Regions from separate parts of the Homo sapiens genome. Here region 1 is linked to region 2. The links are chromatin loops, found by intact Hi-C in ENCODE. Cell type or tissue: PC-3. All regions are shown on one strand. Each heading gives the region's core, and the rest is flanking DNA. Links, peaks and the distances in the headings are about the cores only. Region 1 overlaps TTC14-DT (TTC14 divergent transcript). Region 2 has its middle 19 kb from the start of LINC02053.

Region 1 (5,397 bases), core at 265-5,264, 100 kb before region 2:
TGAAAGCATTACATTACCTGACTTCAAAATATACTATAAGGCTAGAGTCACCAAAACAGCATGGTACTGGTGTAAAAATAGGCACATAGGCCAATGAAGCAGAATAAATAACCCAGAAATAAGGCCACATACTTACAGCCAACTGACCTTCAATAAAGCAAACAAAAACATAAAGTGGGGAAAGAACACCTTATTTAACAAATGGTGCTGGGATAATTGGCAAGCCACATGTAGAGAATGAAACTAGATCCTCATCTCTCACCTTATACAAAAATCAACTCAGGATGGATCAAAGACTTAAATCTAAGACCTGAAACCATAAAAATTCTATAAGATAACATTGGAAAACCCCTTCTAGACATTGGCTTAGGTAAAGACTTTATGACCAAGAACCCAAAGACAAATGCAACAAAAACCAAGATAAATAAATGGGACATAATTAAACTAAAAAGCTTCTGCACAGCAGAAGAAATCTTTAGCAGAGTAAATAGACAACCCACAGAATGGGAGAAAATCTTCACAAACTATGCATCCAACAAAGAGTTAATATGGAGAATCTACAAGGAACTCAAATCAGCAAGAAAAAATAATCTCATCAAAAAGTGGGCTAAGGACATGAATAGACAATTCTCAAAAGAAACCATACAAATGGCCAACAAACATATAAAAATACTCAACATCACTAATTATCAAGGAAATGCAAATCAAAACCACAGTGTGATACCACCTCACTGCTGCAAGAATGTCCATAATAAAAAAAAATAGATGTTGGCATGGATGTGGTGAAAAGGGAACACTTTTACACTGCTGGTGGGACTGTAAACTGGTACCACCATTAGTAGTTTCCTTTTCACTGTGAAGATTCCTTAAATAACCAAAAGTAGATCTACCGTTTGATCCAGCAGTCCCACTCCTGGGTATCTACCCAAAAGAAAAGAGGTCATTATACAAAAAAGATATGTGCACACACATGTTTATAGCAGCACAATTTGCAATCGCAAAAATATGGAACCAGCTCAAATGCCCATCAATCAATGAATGGATAAAGAAAATGTGAGACACACACACACACACACACACACACACACACACCCCATGGAATACTACTCAGCCATGAAAAGGAATAAAATAACGGCATTTGCAACAACCTAGATGGAATTGGAGACCATTACTCTAAGTGAAGTAACTCAGGAATAGAAAACCAAATATCTTACATTCTCACTTATAAGTGGGGGCTAAGCTATGAGGATGCAAAGAATGATACAATGGACTTTGGGGACTCAGGAGAAGGGCAGGAGGGGGTGAGGGATAAAAGACTACACATCAGGTACAGTTACTCTACACCTGCTCAGGTGATGGGTGCACCAAAATCTCAGAAATAATCATTAAAGAACTTACCCATATAACCAAACACCACCTGTTACCCCAAAACCAATTGAAATAAAAAAGAAAAATTAAAAAAAATCACATTAGGGCAAATACGGTATCCATCACCTCAAGCATTTATCATTTCTTTGTGTTACAGACATCCCATTTATATACTCCTGTAGTTATTTAAAAATGTATAACAACTTTTGTTGACTGTAATCACCCTGTTGTGCTATCAAATACTAGATCTTATTAATTCTTTCTAACTATATTTTTGTACTTATTAACCATACCAGGGTCCGTCCCTGCCCTGCATTATTCTTAGCAGCCTCTGGTAATCATCATTCTACTCTCTATCTCCATGAATTTAATTGTTTTAATTTTTACCTCCCACAAATGAATGAGAACATGTGAAGTCTATCTTTCTGTGCCCGGCTTATTTCACTTAACATAATGTCCTCCAGTGCCATGCATGTTGCATATGACAGAATCTCCTACTTTTTAATGGTTGAATAGTACTCTGTTGTGTATATGTACCACATTTTCTTTTTCCATTCATCTGTCGATGGACATTTAGGTTGCTTCCAAATCTTGGCTATTGTGAATAAGCATGGCAGTGCAATAAACACATGGCAGTGCTTATTATAAAATAAAAGTATATCTCTTTGATTTACTGATTTTATTTCTTTTGAGCGTATACCTAGCAGTGGGATTGCTGGATCATATAGTAGTTATATTTTTAGTTATCTGAGAAACTTACATATTGTTCTCCATAGTGGCTGTACTAATTTACATTCCCACCAACAGTGTATGAGGGTTCCTTTTTCTTTACATTCTCACCAGCATTTGTTACTGCCTGTCTTTTGGATACAGTCAATTTTAACTGGGGTGAGATAATAATATCTCATTTGATTTGTATTTCTCTGATGATTGGTGATGTTGAGCACCTTTCCATATATGTGTTTGCCATTTGTATGTCTTTTTTTGAGAAATGTCTAAATCTTTTGCCCATTTTTAAATTGGATTATTAGATTTTTTTCCTATTGAGTTGTTCAAGCTCCTTATATATTCCTTTTATTAATCCCTTGTCAGATAGATAGTTTGCAAATTTTTTTCCCCATTCTGTGGGTTGTTTCTTCATTTTGTTGATTGTTTCCTTTGCTGTGCAGAAGTTCTTTAACTTGAGATGTTCCCATTTGTCCATTTTTGCTTGGGTTGCCTGTGCTTTGGAGTATTACTCAATAAATCTTTGCCCAGTCCAATGTCCTGGAGAGTTTCCCTAATGTTTTCTTTTAGTAGTTTCGTAGTTTGAGGTCTAATATTTGTCTGTAATCCATTGTGATTTCAATACTATCTTTCCTTTTCTCATCTTATATGATGTTAGAACCAGGTACTGTGAATTTTGTTCTTAGGAAGGTGCTTTCTTGTGTGTATAGTTGTTCAATTTGGTGTTCCTACCATGGCGGGCAGGAGAGAATTATCACTGGGATTCTTCTTGGCCATCATCTACTCTCACTCTAAACTGTGAGTTTTAATGCAGCAGGTCTGGGGTAGAGTCTGAGATTCTGCTTGCCTAACAATCTCCCAGGGAAAGCTGATGTAGCTGGTTCACACACCACACTGTGAGTGACAAGACCTTAAACTTTTCTGACTTGGAGAAATAAAAAGGAACTTCTGTAATGACAAGCTTAAGAGGCACAATTAATACACCTACCAGTTTGCCTTTTAAATATTTTGTTTTTTGGAAAAATCTTACCGTGTATTCTTTATGATCCCGGAATAATTTGATTGTGTTCACAATTGTTCTGGTATGATCCAGTGAATATATAACATGCCTTTGAGAACATGATAGTAGGAGATACTAGTAAAAAAAAGTACTCAGTGACTTTTTTGAAATAATAACTTGAAAACAAATCCAAATTAGACAATGCAGAGTAATTATGGCAAAGAAAGTTTGGGTGACTACTGAGAAAATTACTTCCTCAATCAGTTGCGTGGAAGATTTAATTGAAGAAAATGAATACACTCCCATCTTTCTCTTTTCTTTAATATTTATTTGGGCTTTAAATAGGCAACATCAGCTATAATCTAGTTGAGATCAACAGCCCCCAAGTTATAAACAGAAGCTGTTCAGTCAAAATTTTCCAAATCAAGTCTGACATCAGATAAGCCGTTCTGAGGGCTTTAAGATTGAAGTATATTTCTTTTTAGTGCTCCTAAATTTGCGAATTCTTTTCTTGTGACTAAAAGCTAATAAAACTATTTTTAAATTTAATGATAGTCATAAGAAGATTTCACTGATAGTAGAAGTTACAGCAGGCAGTCTACTTCTAACAAGAGAGTATTCTAAATTTTAGAATAAGTAGTAGAGTCTGAAGAATTCAGAGGTGAGGATATCAACTACCCTAAGACCCCTTCCTCCAATGTCATATGAAGACATTGAGTCCAAAAGAGATGTATTAACTTGTTTGAGGTCAATCAGCTTGTTGGTGGCACAATTTTTGTTAGAAGTTTGGTCAATGGTCACAGAGTCAACTGTTAGAAAGGCCAAGTATATAAAATATAACATAAAAGGAGATCATGGGAAATGTGGTAAATAGCATAGGGGGAAGGTCACTGACAAACAGTTCAAACTGATTATTTATATGTGAAAATGAGGGCTCAGTATAGACAGATCATCTGCCTTTTATTTTTAAATTTTAAAAGTTTTTTATTTTTTTTTGAGACAGGGTCTCACTCAGGCTGGAATGCAGTGGTGCGATATTGGCTCACTGCAACCTCTGCTTCCTGGGCTCAAGTGATCCTCCCACCTCAGCCCCCCAAGTAGCTGGGACTAAGGCATACATGCCACCACACCTGCTAATTTTTGTATATTTGTAGAGACGGGGTTTTGCCATGTTGCCCAGGCTGGTCTCAAACTCCTGAGCTCAAGCAATCCACCCTCCTTGGCCTCTCAAAGTTCTAGGATTACAGGTGTAAGCCACCATGCCTGGCCTCATCTGCTTTTTAAATAAAAGTTGGGAATTCAGAATTATATGAAAATATTTTAATTGAAAAATACAATGAACAAAAACAAAAGCAAAAACAGTGTGAGTCAAACAAAACACACATGTAGAGAAGACTGGACTTATGGGGCTGTGTTTGTATGATGTCTGACCCAGGCTTCTGTTCTCCCAGTCTAATGTGCTTTTATTTAAAAAAATTTTTAAGTTTTACAGTTTTTAAAATATGTGTGGGTACATAGTAGGTGTATATATTCATGGGATACTTGAGATGTTTGATACAGGCATGCAATGTGAAATAAGCATATCATAGAAAATGGGAGTATCCATTCCCTCAAGCATTTATCCTTTGAATTACAAACAAACCAATTATACTTTATAAGTTATTTTAAAATGTACAATTAAGTTATTATTGATTATAATCACCCTATTGTGCTATCAAATCATATGTCTTATTTATTTTTTCTATTTTTTTTGTACCCATTAACCATCCTTACCTTCCTCGAGCCCTCCAATACCCTTTCCAGCCTCTGGTAACCCATCCTTGTACTTTCTATGTCCATGATTTCAATTGTTTAGATTTTCAGATCCCGCAAGTAAGTAAGAACATGCAATGCTTCTCTTTCTTTGCCTACCTTACTTTTCTTAACATAATGATCTCCAGTTCCATCCATGTTGTTGCAAATGACTGGATCTCATTCTTGTTTATTGTTGAACAGTACTTCATTGTGTATATGTACCATGTTTTCTTTATCTATTCGTCTGTTGATGGACACTTAGGTTGCTTCCAAATCTTAGCTATTGTAAACAGTGCTGCAACAAACAGAGGAGTGCAGATATCTCTTTGATATACTGATTTTCTTTCTTTTGGGTACATACGCATCAGTGGAATTGCTGGATCATACGGTAGCTAAATTTTAGTTTTCTGAGGAGCCTCAAAACTGTTCTCCGTAGTGGGTTGTACTAATTTACATTCAACAGTGTACAAGGGTTCCTTTTTCTCTACATCCCTGCCAGCATTTGTTAT
Region 2 (5,397 bases), core at 286-5,285:
TAAGCAGTATCTGATAACATTTTCACAACCACCACCACACTGAATATTACCTTTTTAAAAAATCTTTGCATCTTAATCATTTAATAATGGTAATTTGTTTAAAAATTGTTTTGTTAATGGTTTTCAATACTTTCCATGTTTTACTTTTGTAGTTTTAAAATTGTATCTTGTGTGTTCAGTTCATTTCTTTCCTGTTAGAGTGTTCATCTTTTTCTTTAAAAAATTATAGTTGTTAAAATATTAAGTTTTTTTTTTTTTTTTTTTTTTTTTGGCTTAGGTGCATGTAACAGAAACCAGATGGTATGGCTTGACCAAATAAGGGTATTTTTTCTCACATAACAAGTTCAGCAATGGCATTTCAGGTCTGGTGCAGGCACTAAAGGAACTAGATTGTCCTCTTGATGCTTCACTCTTACTAGTGGGTGACTTTTATTTTCTTATGGTCAAAGATGGCTGTTACACCTCCAGGCATCAATTTGAGATATCAAAAAGGAAGACAGAAAGACTCAATGGCAAAAGGCACATGGCAGCTTACACTCTTCCTTTCAATAAGGAAAACATGGCTTTCCCTGAAGCCCCAACCAGGGAATTTTGCTTATGTCTCATTGACCAAACATGGTTACAGGGACATCCAACTACAAGAGTAAAGAAAATAGTTGGCATGTTGCTGCCAAACACAATATGGGATCTGGAAGCAAAGAAGTAGCAGAAAGTAGATATAGGACAGGCATTAGCATTAGCAAAGTCTACCATAAGAATATGTTGCTATTTGTAAGTAAAAAAGTTAAATTTTTTTTCCAATTTGTTTTTTGCCATTATTTTTCTTGTGTGTGGATTTTTGGTATGGAAGTTTTACATTAATATCTTTTCTTTTATGGTATCTGTTTTTGGTAATTATGGTTGGAAATATCTTCTACAACCCAAAATTGCCTAATTTTTATTTTATATTACTATCATCTTACTTATTAGAATTGTATCTTTAATATTGAGAGTTTGACTAGAATTACATTAAAACAAATTATATTAAACTATACCAAACCAATTAATTAAGAATTTATTCCTCTAATAGCCAATAATATCTATAGCATCTATAATGAGCAATAACATCTAACTTTACCATAGAAAAACAGGTATATTTGACCCTCTTGCTTGGCTGTGTTTCACAATCTTATTCATACGGATTTTATATATACCATTAATGTTGCTCCTATATATTGTATATTGTATGATTTTTTATTTTGTTTTGTCTATATGAAACATCCTGTTTATTATTATATATTATTTTCTGATTATTACTTGTTGATTATAACATTCTATATATTATATATATAGGTATATGTATACATGTGTATATATGTGCATATAAATATATATATAGTCTTATTCACAGCCATTTTTATAACTTTCTTATTCTAATTTTTTTGATCGATTTCCTGGGTATATAATTTTATTTTCTGCAATTATTTGTATTCTTGGTACTTTCTTCCAATTTCTTAATGTGTTTTTCAGAACTTCCAGAACATCATTGTTTGTTCTGAACTTTAATAAGACTGACTCAATATTTCAGCATTAAGTGTGATTTTTGGCTGCCAGTAGATGTATATCTTTACAATATTAGAAAAAGTTACTCCTAGTGCTAATTTTTGCATATAGATTTTGTTCTTATATACCCCATGCCATCAGCTGACTGCAGCAGACAATTTTGTTTTCTTTGAGGCTCAAATTTTAATCTAGTTTTGCCACTGCTAACTCTCTTCTGAGGGGCCAAGTTGGTTTTATAGTCCTTGAGCTCAGTACATGTGTTACCAAGCTGTCAAAGGAATAATTGAAAACCAAGTGTTGGCTATGGTAACTATTCACCTAGATGCACCTCCTGATTTCAAGGCAACTTAGAATCATAGGTGAACATTGTTTTGTTTTTTAATCACCAACTGAGATCTTTACAGTGGAAACTTATAAACCTATAACTTAATCTAATCAGAAATATCTATTTTATGGTGCTTCATTCACACACACATACACATACACACATGCGTGTGCACACAAAATACCTCACAGATGCTAAATGCAAATAAATACTTTAAAAAATCCACATTTGCCCTGGAGAAGTTTAGGCTAATGGGGCTTTCTAGGCTCAGAACACTAACGTGCAAGTCACAGACAGGTTTTTACTGTGCGTATCCACATGACAGATACTGAGCTTCTGTACTTTCCTTACATGTTATTTTGATCAATTCAGTTAGATGTTCTTTTCTCCTCTGAAACTGTTTTCTTCTTTGTCTATGTCACAGTGCCTGTTATGGTAACCATTTCAAGGAATGCCAGAACATTCTCACATTCACTAGAGGAAATAATTTTTTATCCCTTATCATTTAAATTACAAAAGTTTTTCTAATACCAGATCTATTTTTAAAGCTATCTCATTCATTTATTCACCAAATATTATTGATGAATGATAAGATAATAGAAACAATAGATAAGAATATGTCATAGTTCGTGCACTCAAGGTGCTGATAGTCTGAAAGGGGAAATGTTTAAACAAAATAATTCAGGTCAGTGTGGTGGTATATGCTATGATTTGTTATTATGGGAGTATAGAGAACGGTCATCTAAATCAGACTCTAAGTAAATTCAGTAACGGTAACAGTGAATATTTGTTCTCCCTTTCTTTCATTATAATAGAATTATTTGTCAAATATATTACCACTCAACTACAGACTATGTTTCATCTAGTCATAGATATATGACTAAGTTATAGCCAACAGAATGTGAAGGGAGGGGAAGGAAGTGATGCATACCACTTCTGAATCACAACCCCCTTCCTTTCCTTTTTTTTTCTCCACATGGCTTCCTAGAATGTGAGTGCTGTGAGGAGTCATCTTGAGCCATACAAAAGAAAGTAATGTCCTAGGAATAATGGAGCAATAAGAGATTAGCTCAAAAGAGATTAGCTTTCTGACAACCTTATAAAACAGGATCATCCTCCTGCAGGCTACTAATGTGAAAGAGAAATACATGTCCATTTTGTTTAAACCACTGTTAATGTGGGTCTCTATTATAATTGCTATATCTCTATCCAAGTGAATGCAGCAAGCTTTCCCCAATCCTTACCCTCTTTTCAGTATATTTTGACCATATATTCATGTTTAAAAGTTTCTTTATATTGATGTCTTTGATCTGTTCTCTTAATTCCTCTCAAATATTTCACCAGTTTTCTGTAAGACCCTTCTTCCTATTTTTGATGCTAATGTAGAATTTCCCTAAAGTTTTTTCCTTGACCCTTCTTCTGTTTTTACTTTTTTCTCTTAGAACCCCAGTGGTTTTAAATATCCCTTCTTGAAACTGATTCCAAAACCTATTGCTATCCTAAAGTCCAGGCCTGTACTATGGGCTCCAGTTCCAGGTTCCCAACAGCCTGTAATAAATTTCTACTTGGATGTCTTGCTGCCATTTCACATTCAGCAAGTTTAAATTTAAATTCATGTTCCTCTCCAAATCAAACTCCCTTCTAGAGTTTGCTATTTATGTTCATGACATCATCATTCTTCTAGTCATTTGAATTTAAACCTTAGAATTGTCTTTAGTTTCTTCTCTCTTACCTGTCAACAAAATTTAAAATGGTAGACTACCTGAATCACTGCCTTTTTTAGTTCTGATCACCCACAATCCTCTCCATAAAGACGGAGATATTGGTTTCAGTACCTAAAACACCTTTAATTCCTTTTTGCAAAATCCCGATCAGAGTAGCTGGTTTTAGGTCACCTCTGTGAAAAACCCCAGTCTAGGTAGCTCAAGAATAATTTTTCCAACTCCATTAACTTCTCTTACACAGACTGTAAACCTACGGAACTGATTCAGCTTCTCCCGTATCACTATTAATTCTTTGCTCTTGCATCTTCCTTCACATAATTTCTGGTTATATAGCTCTCATGTGCACATACTCCTTTAAGTATTTGCCCATTTCTTTTTTGAAGATTATTATTTACACCCTTCTACTGGTCTGTAAATGTATTGTTACTTTCTCTCTCAGTTTCTGCCTTTCTGAAATATAATTGTTACAAAATGGTTAGATATACTCTGAACAATTCAAGGGTTGGTTACTGGTTATTTTGCTATTAGTTTACTGAGTGTGGAGTTTTTCAAGCATCTTATGATAAGTACATAAACTTGAGTTCAACTCTTGAGTCAGAACTTACAGTACAACCATATACTACCTTTCTTATCCCTTCCCTGTAACCCTAACACTAAGCCCCAGCAGATCTTTTGTCAAAATGATTCCTTCCCACCTGTACCTCTTTGTAAATACCCCCATTGCCACCATCTTGGTTTAGGCAGTCATTATCATCTCTTAGATCTTTGCATTGTCCCTTCGGCCCCATGTTTCTAGTTGCTCCTGTCTATTCCCTACAGTTTTGTTTTGAGAAACAGTTGGCTTCATGTCACTTTTTCTTCATGAAACTCCAATAATTCTCATTTTCTTATAATGTACAATCATGACTCAAGTTTCTTTGTTAGCTTTTTGATCACTTCACCTTCAATAATTCCCCCTTACATATCATCGTCTTCTCTAAGATCACTTCTTCTCCAAAATACCTAGAAATGCCTATGTCTTTTGCCTTCTAGTCAAAGCCTGTTTTTGAGGCATAACACTTCTGTTAAGCTTTTTCAGATCATTGAGACTCATAGTGATTACCCCCTACATGAGATTTTATAGTGTAAGTTCCTTTCTAGCCATAAAAATCTTGATTAGATCTTATATTCTCAAGGCACATCGTTCCCCGCTTGTCTCAACAAAACTCTACAGATGGTACTCCATTGCACTGCTTGGTGTGGTGGTGTAGTTAGGGTCAGGCTAAATTTTCTCTTTGTGGATGATCTGATTGTTTTTTCAAAATTTGTGAGTCGTTCTCTTGAAAGTTTGAAATTCTAATAGGACTGGCCTAGATATATTATGCTTTTCAGTTAGTTTATGTCAAGCATGATGTAAACTTTGAATTTTTAGACCAAAGATTTTTTTTTTTTTGAGCAAGAAAGTTCCTTGTGTGCAGTCTAGATGTGACTCAGTCATCACAGGAATCCGCCATTCTTGCCTCACAATAGCCTTCAGGCAGGATCTGAGCACAATGTGTTATCTCTTAACACTAAGTACATCATTAAGTACCAGTGAATGAACAATATCAATTTTACCAACATTTTAATGGGGAGATAGAGGAAAATGGTTGTATTGGGAGATATATCATTTTGCTCCCCAAATACCTGTTTGAGATCTCTTTCCCTGTCTTTCTCAGCTACGTTATTTTCCTGTTTTACTGTTTCCAGACTTTCCTTTCTCCCATGTTTTCTAATCGCCATGTCTTTTTCTATTCCTTTCCTTGAACAGAGGAATTTAGCTCTTCC

Evidence for each region. Hi-C counts contacts between places; a loop is a spot of excess contacts. Peaks named below come from ENCODE experiments on the same cell type or tissue, not always from the same donor. Only the 100,000 strongest peaks of a DNase experiment are listed, where the experiment ranks them.
Region 1: it touches region 2 in a loop (8-fold over the local background); 1 of 110 quality-filtered maps calls a loop at or near these places.

Annotation. Positions count from the first base shown.
Region 1 is chr3:180,533,272-180,538,668 of GRCh38, reverse strand. All of the region lies in intron 2 of TTC14-DT (TTC14 divergent transcript), which reads left to right. Among named protein-coding and RNA genes, the nearest start is that of TTC14-DT, 66 kb to the left of the region's middle. In PC-3, for the core only: no CTCF peak of the experiment used is centred there; no DNase peak of the experiment used is centred there; H3K27ac peaks cover 834 bases.
Region 2 is chr3:180,430,780-180,436,176 of GRCh38, reverse strand. No RefSeq gene overlaps it. Among named protein-coding and RNA genes, the nearest start is that of LINC02053, 19 kb to the right of the region's middle. In PC-3, for the core only: no CTCF peak of the experiment used is centred there; a DNase peak (open chromatin) is centred at 2,826; H3K4me3 peaks cover 381 bases; H3K27ac peaks cover 2,235 bases.